Linked DNA regions of Homo sapiens: region 1 is linked to region 2. The links are chromatin contacts, found by Hi-C or POLR2A ChIA-PET in ENCODE. All regions are on one chromosome and are shown on one strand. Each heading gives the region's core, a stretch centred on a gene start or an enhancer-like site at or near the end of the contact. The rest is flanking DNA. Distances are from core to core; before and after follow the strand shown. Region 1 has its middle 40 kb from the start of FASLG. Region 2 overlaps DNM3 (dynamin 3).

Evidence for each region. Hi-C counts contacts between places; a loop is a spot of excess contacts on that map. ChIA-PET counts read pairs that join two places held with the same protein, here RNA polymerase II (POLR2A). Pooled maps may share reads with other maps.
Region 1: a map of natural killer cell shows a loop between it and region 2 (3-fold over the local background). The contact joins two enhancer-like sites. A Hi-C loop is called at or near these places in 1 of 168 maps with a recorded cell type or tissue (natural killer cell) and 8 of 50 pooled maps. POLR2A ChIA-PET finds 5 or more read pairs at or near these places in 1 of 52 experiments (activated CD4-positive, alpha-beta T cell).

What each region holds. Positions count from the first base shown.
Region 1 is chr1:172,697,314-172,701,021 of GRCh38, reverse strand. No RefSeq gene overlaps it. Among named protein-coding and RNA genes, the nearest start is that of FASLG, 40 kb to the right of the region's middle. Within about 2 kb of position 1,646, at least 7 of the 41 ENCODE cell types and tissues checked have a DNase peak (open chromatin) inside an H3K27ac peak, as active enhancers do; they include natural killer cell, where a contact is called at or near this core.
Region 2 is chr1:172,357,007-172,360,677 of GRCh38, reverse strand. The region is part of intron 17 of DNM3 (dynamin 3); the gene reads right to left. Among named protein-coding and RNA genes, the nearest start is that of C1orf105, 62 kb to the left of the region's middle. RefSeq lists enhancers at 1-304, 1,785-1,864. Within about 2 kb of position 1,742, at least 36 of the 41 ENCODE cell types and tissues checked have a DNase peak (open chromatin) inside an H3K27ac peak, as active enhancers do; they include natural killer cell, where a contact is called at or near this core.

The DNA of each region.
Region 1 (3,708 bases), core at 397-2,896, 340 kb before region 2:
AATGATAACATGAACTGTAGTAAAAAAAATCTAGATTAATGAGTCTGATCACTTACAAATTTATAGAACACAGGCTGATCTGAAATAAACGTGATAATCATTTGCTGAGATTTTGCGCTGTCATACACATTCAAAAGGCAATATTTAAAATGATTTAAGTAGATATGTTTAAAAGGGTAGACTCTGAGGTTAGATTTTCTGATTTCTAAGCCTGTTACTCTATCGCCAGCTGTGTTTCCTGGGCTAATTTGCTTGGCCTCTCTTAAGTTTCAGTTTCTTCTTCTGTACAATAGGAATAATAATACTAGTACTTATTTCACAAGTTTATTGTAAGAACAAAATGAGGCAATGTTTATAAAGAAGTAAGCATAGTGTTGGTACAATATGGTTGTCTTATAGTATACTGAATTGCATATAGTAAGAATTCAGTAAATGCTGTATTACTATTATTTCAATCAACATTCAATTTATCCAACAAATATTTTACTTATAGTATACAATAATATAGAAAAATCAGGATGGAGTATGAGGAGCCTACTTAGATAAGCAGGTCAGTCAAGTCCTCTTCGGGGAGAGGAAATTTACATGGAAACCTGGAGAATGAGAAGTAGCCAGTCACATAATGAGCGATAAAAATCAAGTGGGTGAAGAGAAGAGCTGCTCAAGACGGGTCAAAATCAGGCAGGGCATCATATTCCAGAAGAGGGGTTTGGATCATTTTCATAATCATTGTGAAGCTACTGAATGCTTTTGGACAAAGGAGTGAGTTAAATAGAAATGTGTGTTGGGGCTCCAGTGGGGACAAGGGTCTAGAAAATGTTCCCAAGACATATGAAGATGTATCAACATATTGTCAGTTTCTAAGGAATTGTTACTCAAATAGTCTGACTTGAGGTTTCCTGCCAAAGTGGAAAATCCTCCTCCCATGTCCTCCCACCCTTCATTTTGCTACTCGGCCCCTTCTCATTTAACACTTCCAGAGCCCAGCCCACACGTCAGTTTCTTTGTGAAACTTGTCTTTGTGAAACTCTGGCTTATGTCCGCTCTGTTCAGGGCTCTTTTTTGGGATCACTCAGAGCACCTGGCACATGCCTCTGGAGTAGAGCCTGTAGCTCATGCAACTGTAAATAGCTGCAATTCCTTTCTCTCTGCCATACTCGTATAAGGCTAAATATACCCTTTCCAGCTTTGAAGTCTTAGCAACTATTATAAAGTGGGGACACTGGCACATAGTGAGCACTCAGTACATGTTATTTTGAATAAATGACCTAATATTTGTTTACCATTTCTTTCCTTACTACAAAAATTGTGCCTAATTCAACTTCTGCATGTCAATGGCAAACTGAGGACCCTGAAACTTGGAGTTTTCTTGAGAAAATTATCTCTTTTAGTGACAATCCCCTGGAAGATAAAGATCTCAATTTGCAATATATCTAACAAAGTGGACATGTATTTTGCTCACTTTTTTTTTTTATCTTCAGCTAAGGATTATTACCATAGGAACCATAGAAGAATTTCTATACTACCAGTGCTGTGTTCTGTTTTTCTTAGACTTTCCTTTCTGTAGCCCTCTGCGGTGCTTCTCATCTACAGAGGGGAAACTGAAGCACAGGAAAAGCCGGCCACACAATGAGTCAGTGATCAGACAAGGCTTCCTGTGAGAGAATTTCTCCGGAGGCATCTCTGAGGCAGACACACTCACCCCTGACACTACCTCACCTTCCATGCTCTCTCTCTCTTATGTATCCTCCCAGGTACAGCTTTAACTCTTCCCTCATCCTATCAGTCCTGGCCTGTGTTCTTGGCCACCCCAGAAAACCCAGTTACCTCACCTCTGACCCCTCATCTGGACCAAACCTCCTATGCTGTCCCCTGTCCTTATCCTCCCTCAGAACTAGTCACTCTTCCTTGTCACCATTGCCTTCCTGCCACCTTCCCCCATCTGGGCACAGATACCTTGAAGGCCTGCTCTTTGAAACAAATAAAGAACCTCAAGTTGACAAAGAACCCGAAGGATCACCAAATACCACTCCAAAGGTATTTTCCAGAGTACCTTCTGGATCAACCAATTTGTGCTAATGGGAGGTTAAAGGAAAGGAGGAAAGGCCTAAACTGGAAGGAGCCAAAATAAAGTACCCTTTCAACTTTCAGAGTGATATAACTGCTGTATCTGCTTAGTCAAGACCAGCATGCTAGCATGTTCACTGGTAGAGTTGGAATTCATCTCTACCAAAACTTTTCTTGGGCCTGAGAGGACAGGAGAGAAGAAATTCCCTTACTGATGAATCTGTAACATACATCCTTGCCAGAGAGTATTCAGGTTTAGGCAACCTAAAACTTAAACAATTTTGGTGGCATCTTTTAGAAAAAAGAATATTACAAATTACAAATACAAAATTAGGTACCAATGTGAGCATTTATTTAGAATAAGAAGAGAAATCATAACAAATTGCACATTTTTAAAAAGCTGATGAATACCATTTATGGTATCATCACAAAATTCACGGCCTTCCAGGCCCAGAGTAGTGAGGAGCTCTGAAGTTTGTTTCACTGGCATATGAAACTCTGACATCAACTCTGGAGTTCTTTTTCTCTTTCATTTCCTGCCTATATTTTTTGAAAGGTTATCTGTCCTCATCTCCCCTGTTTTGTCACCACTGAATCACTCCCTGTATGTAGGCACTTAGTTCCAGTCCACATCACCTCAATGAAACAATTGTCTCCAATGTTCCCAGTGGTTCCTGGTCCCCAAATCAGAGCCCTCATGCTCCTATCTCTCATTAGCCGTAGGCACTCATCACCATGTTTTCCTTCCAAAATTTAATCTGCCTTGGCATGCAAGAGCCTATATTGTCACAATTTTTCTATGGCATGTGTTAATCTTTCTTTTTCATTGGTTTTACATCCTCTTTCCATTCACCAATCAGGTATAATCCAAGGCTCTATCCTCAACCTTTTTTGCTCTTGTCACTCCACATGTTTCTCCATCACCTCTCAAATCTTCAAACATACAGGTAATTCCCCAATTGCCTCTCTGGCCCTGACATCTCTCCTGTGTGTCAGTCCTACCAATTTCACAGAACACCTCCCTGTTAAAGTACCCCTGGACCTCAAACTCAGTGTGCTCAGAACCAAACCAACTGCACTCACTCCTAAACTGGATATGGCCCTCACTACATACTGAAACTCACTGTTTCTAACGTTAAACACTTCATTCTTCCCCCTAATTAGCTGCTTATCAGAAACTCCTCCTTTCTGTTAAAGGTTTGACCTAAGTGGATGATACTCAGTCATAATCTCAGCATAGGAAATGACACTGTCTTTCTTTTGTCTTTTCTGCCTAAAGAAATTCACTCGGGTTTCTTCCTCATGAGAACAGGAAGTTGCTCTGAAGGGCTGCCTGAGAGGAAGAGCGTCGGCAACCCACTAGGTAAGGTCTGGTTTAAATTTAATTCTCTGTTTGTCTCCAAGACAGCCCACCACAAGACTTAACTCAGCCTAATATTCAGTCAATAGAGATGATGATTGCAAAGTCAGAAGGCCTCCTTGGCAGCATCCTAGAGACTCTTACTTCCTAAAGCTGGAAGGCAAAAAAAAACTCTGAGGATCAGTTCTAGGTCTTAATGACAGGTTAGTAGACTCCAGGGAAATTTAAATCCTCAACTTTGGCAAGTCTGCTTTGTCAGAAGAAGGACCCTAGTTGAAAAA
Region 2 (3,671 bases), core at 493-2,992:
GGCTGGAATGCATGATCCAGAGGGGAGCTGGGTGTGTTACACAACAATAGCTCCATTGTTCTTAGCACTTGTTAGACCCTTGCAGGGGCTCTGCATTTTGCCTGAGGCTCTACTGCTCAAATGAAAGGGAGAGCTTGAATATTTAGCAGATATTAAGAAAACGGATTAAAATACTGGAAGTAAAAGTAAACAAATTTGGATGTCTCAGGGTATACAAGAGAAAGTTATTCTATATAAAAATAGTAGGATACTATCTATAAAGTGAAAAATAGTTGTTTTACATTTGAATTAAAGCACAAAGAGGAGTCAAAATGCATCAGATGATGATTTAGCTTTGCTATAAGAAGGAACTTCCTGACACCTATTATTATATGTAAGACCAAGTGGAGATAGAAAACTTTGCATTTTATTTTGTTTTGAATGTTCATAATTCCAAATTGATTTGGGGTTCATCTTACCTTTGTACATCCCTCAGTGGATTATAAAGATAGCTAAATGAGTTATTTACCCAGAGGGATATGGTAATATTGAATTAGGCATCTTACAAAATAAATTTGTGATGAAAATACTAATATGTACACTTTTAAAAATTATAAGGAAACAACTAATTTTTTTAAAAAAATCAATTTTAGTGTGCTAAAGTAGACTAAATAGTAGACTAAACTATCTGTTGCATTTTTTTCCTCCAAGGTCATAGTATACAGTTGATTATAGGAAAGTCTTGTGTTTTAATGGAAAATAGGGCAAAGGTTATGTGCAACAGGAATCCAGTCATGTGGAGCTTGCAGAACGCAGGTTAGGCTCATAAAACTGCTCATTAAAATGCTGTGTTCTGAAGCAAAAGCAAATAAATGAGCTCAGGGAAAAGAGCCGCAGAAAATTGTCTAGAAATATTTCCATGAAAGACTGTGAAAATAGTCCTTCCCAGTCATAAGAAACGTGCAGATATTGCTTATACAAATAGCCCACACTTAAAAGACTTTTAAATACCTTCCCTGAAATGCTGGTTTTGACCTTCTGCCAAGAGCTACTTAAGGTTTTTTTTTTTTTATTTTTCTGAATAGACTGTATGATGAGTAAAAAATAAAAAGGCATATACACCAGAAGCTTTTAAAACAACATGAGAAGAACAGTTTGGTTATTACTCCCTACTCCAAATTGTAGTTTAAACTTAGCAAGTTCACAAGTTCTACAATGGTTTTAAATGCCAATCTCAAATTAAAGAAATTAAGACAAAAAAAATCTTCAAGATTTATAGGGCTCCCTGATTCTCTACATTTTACTATCTTACAGTAGAGAAAACATAGATTGAGGAATCTAAAAAAAAAGTAATAGTTATGGCTTGCTGGCAAAATAATGAACAGCAAGAAGATTTCTAAGAAGACAGCCCCAAAGCAATTCAGACAGACCATGCTTACACAACGGCTGGCTGGTCTATGCGGCCTCAAGCCAAAAACAACAGCCAGCAGCTCCCATCACTTAGAAAGGAAACTGCACTACTTGATGCTGATTAAATGTGTGTGTGTGTGTGTGTGTGTGTGTGTGTGTGTGTTTTGTGGGAGTTGTTCAGATGCCCATCTGATTTTCAGTATAAATTCAGTGATGCCCCAGGCCCCGTCTGAGCCACCAGAGGGGCAACCAGGTGAAATCTCACCATGCTAAGTGATTAACCAGAGTGAAGCCAGCTCACAGAAAACAGACTGCTCCAGAAAGAAGCACAAGTAATGAGTCATGTGGTCTGAAATCATACCGACTACTCTGTCTGTGGCTTTTTTTTCCTTGCACCATTTCCACAGTGTGTTAGAATCAGGAAGGGAGACCCGGAAAGGAGTCAAATATGAGCATGGAAATTTTATGTGCTTTTTATTATCTTAAGTAAAAAGAATTACCAGTGGCAACATTCCCTTTATACTTCTACAACTTATTTTATCTCAAGAAAAGCAGTCTGGAGCTGGCTTGTGAGAAGCAATGAATCAAACTGAGAGAGACTCCTTCTAAAAGCCAGGCTGGATCACAGCAGGCTTCTGGCCAACATTTACTCTGCTGTTTCAGTCAGGTTTCACTGCTGTTGTTGCTGTTTCATTCTGGTGGGGGAGGGAGCTGACTGAGAGTCTTGTAGAGATTTGGCTAAAATAAAAATAGAGCTATTTTACAAAGCTAAACCAACTCACATCCTGTGAGATAGCCTAGATGTTTGATAAACCACATCTTGGCAACAACAGCTCATCTCTGAGTTAGCTGTAAAAAGGGATTTTCCTAATTCATCCAGCTCTAAACAAAATAACCCGCTCTTCTTTCTTCCCACTGGTGTTTGACATACCTTATTCAGGAATAATTATTTCTTTTACTTTAGTAGATTTTAAAAGCTAGCATTGTTCTTTCCATAGTGGTCATTTACATTTTTACCTACGCACACACACATATACACACGCGCACATTCTTGCACAAGTTAGCAAGATTTAAAGCCTCTCATTTTTTATTCTTGAAGTCCCGAAAGGGAAACTGCTATTCATGTGCCAAAGAACACAGCCATTCATTATTATTTTTTCTTTATTTCTCTCTGTATACCCTCCCAATAGGATTAAAAGCGGTCTGGGATGTAGGGTATGAAGGCAGAAGAAGGAGAGGAGTGGGAGGTAGGAAAAGATGGCATTTTAATAGCCTCTACCACACTGATTCAGCACAGTAGGAACCTTGTGCTTCAGACTCAAACTGTTTCCTTCCTGTTCAGCATTGCACTTGGCCCACTTTTCCTGAAGCCATGCATTGATGTCTGTGGACAGAACTGGAGGTAACATATAAATGGCCTTTCTTAGAATATGGGAGGATGGAGAGGTCTAAGGAAGCTATCATTAACACTATCTTTGATTTGTAAAATAATTTTCATCTTGAAATAATTTGTCTTATTAAAAGGTTGAAAATTAATACAAAGAATTCCTGTACATCCTTCACCCAGATTCTTCGAATGTTAGTATCTTACAAAACTACACAACAATGATCAAGATAAGGAAATTGACATTGTAATACTATGACCCAGGATCTAATCCTCAATCATGTATTACATTTAGTTATGCCTCTTTAGTCTCCTTTAATTTGGAGCAATACCTCAGTCTTTTTTCATCTTTTATGACCCTAATAATTTTGTACAGTATTGACCAGTTATTTTGTACAGTGTCCTTCAATTTGATGTTTCCTCGTTATTAATTTCAGGTTGTGCATTTTTAGCAAAAACACGCCACATAAATGGTGTGTCTTTCTCAGTGCATTACATCAGGAGACATGTGATGTCGATCTGTCTCATTACTAGTGATGTTAACTTTGATCATTTGGTTAAGATGGTGTCTTCCAGGTTTCTCCACTGTAAAGTTTCTATTTTTTCTCCTTTGAAATTAATAAGTATCTTGCGGGTGATATTTGAGGCTATGTGAATATCCTGTTTCTCATCATACTTTTACCTACTCATTTTAACATCCATTGATGATTCTTAAGAGAAACTATTACTGTGATGTTTTGCAAATGGTGATTTTTAAATTTTGATCTTCTCTTCTAAATTAATTAATTATGAGGAACAGCTTTCCCTTCTCCTTCATATAATTACTCATTCAACTGTTTATTTATGTAAGTATGGATTCTTATTTTATTCTATGGATTATAATCCATTACTGTCATTA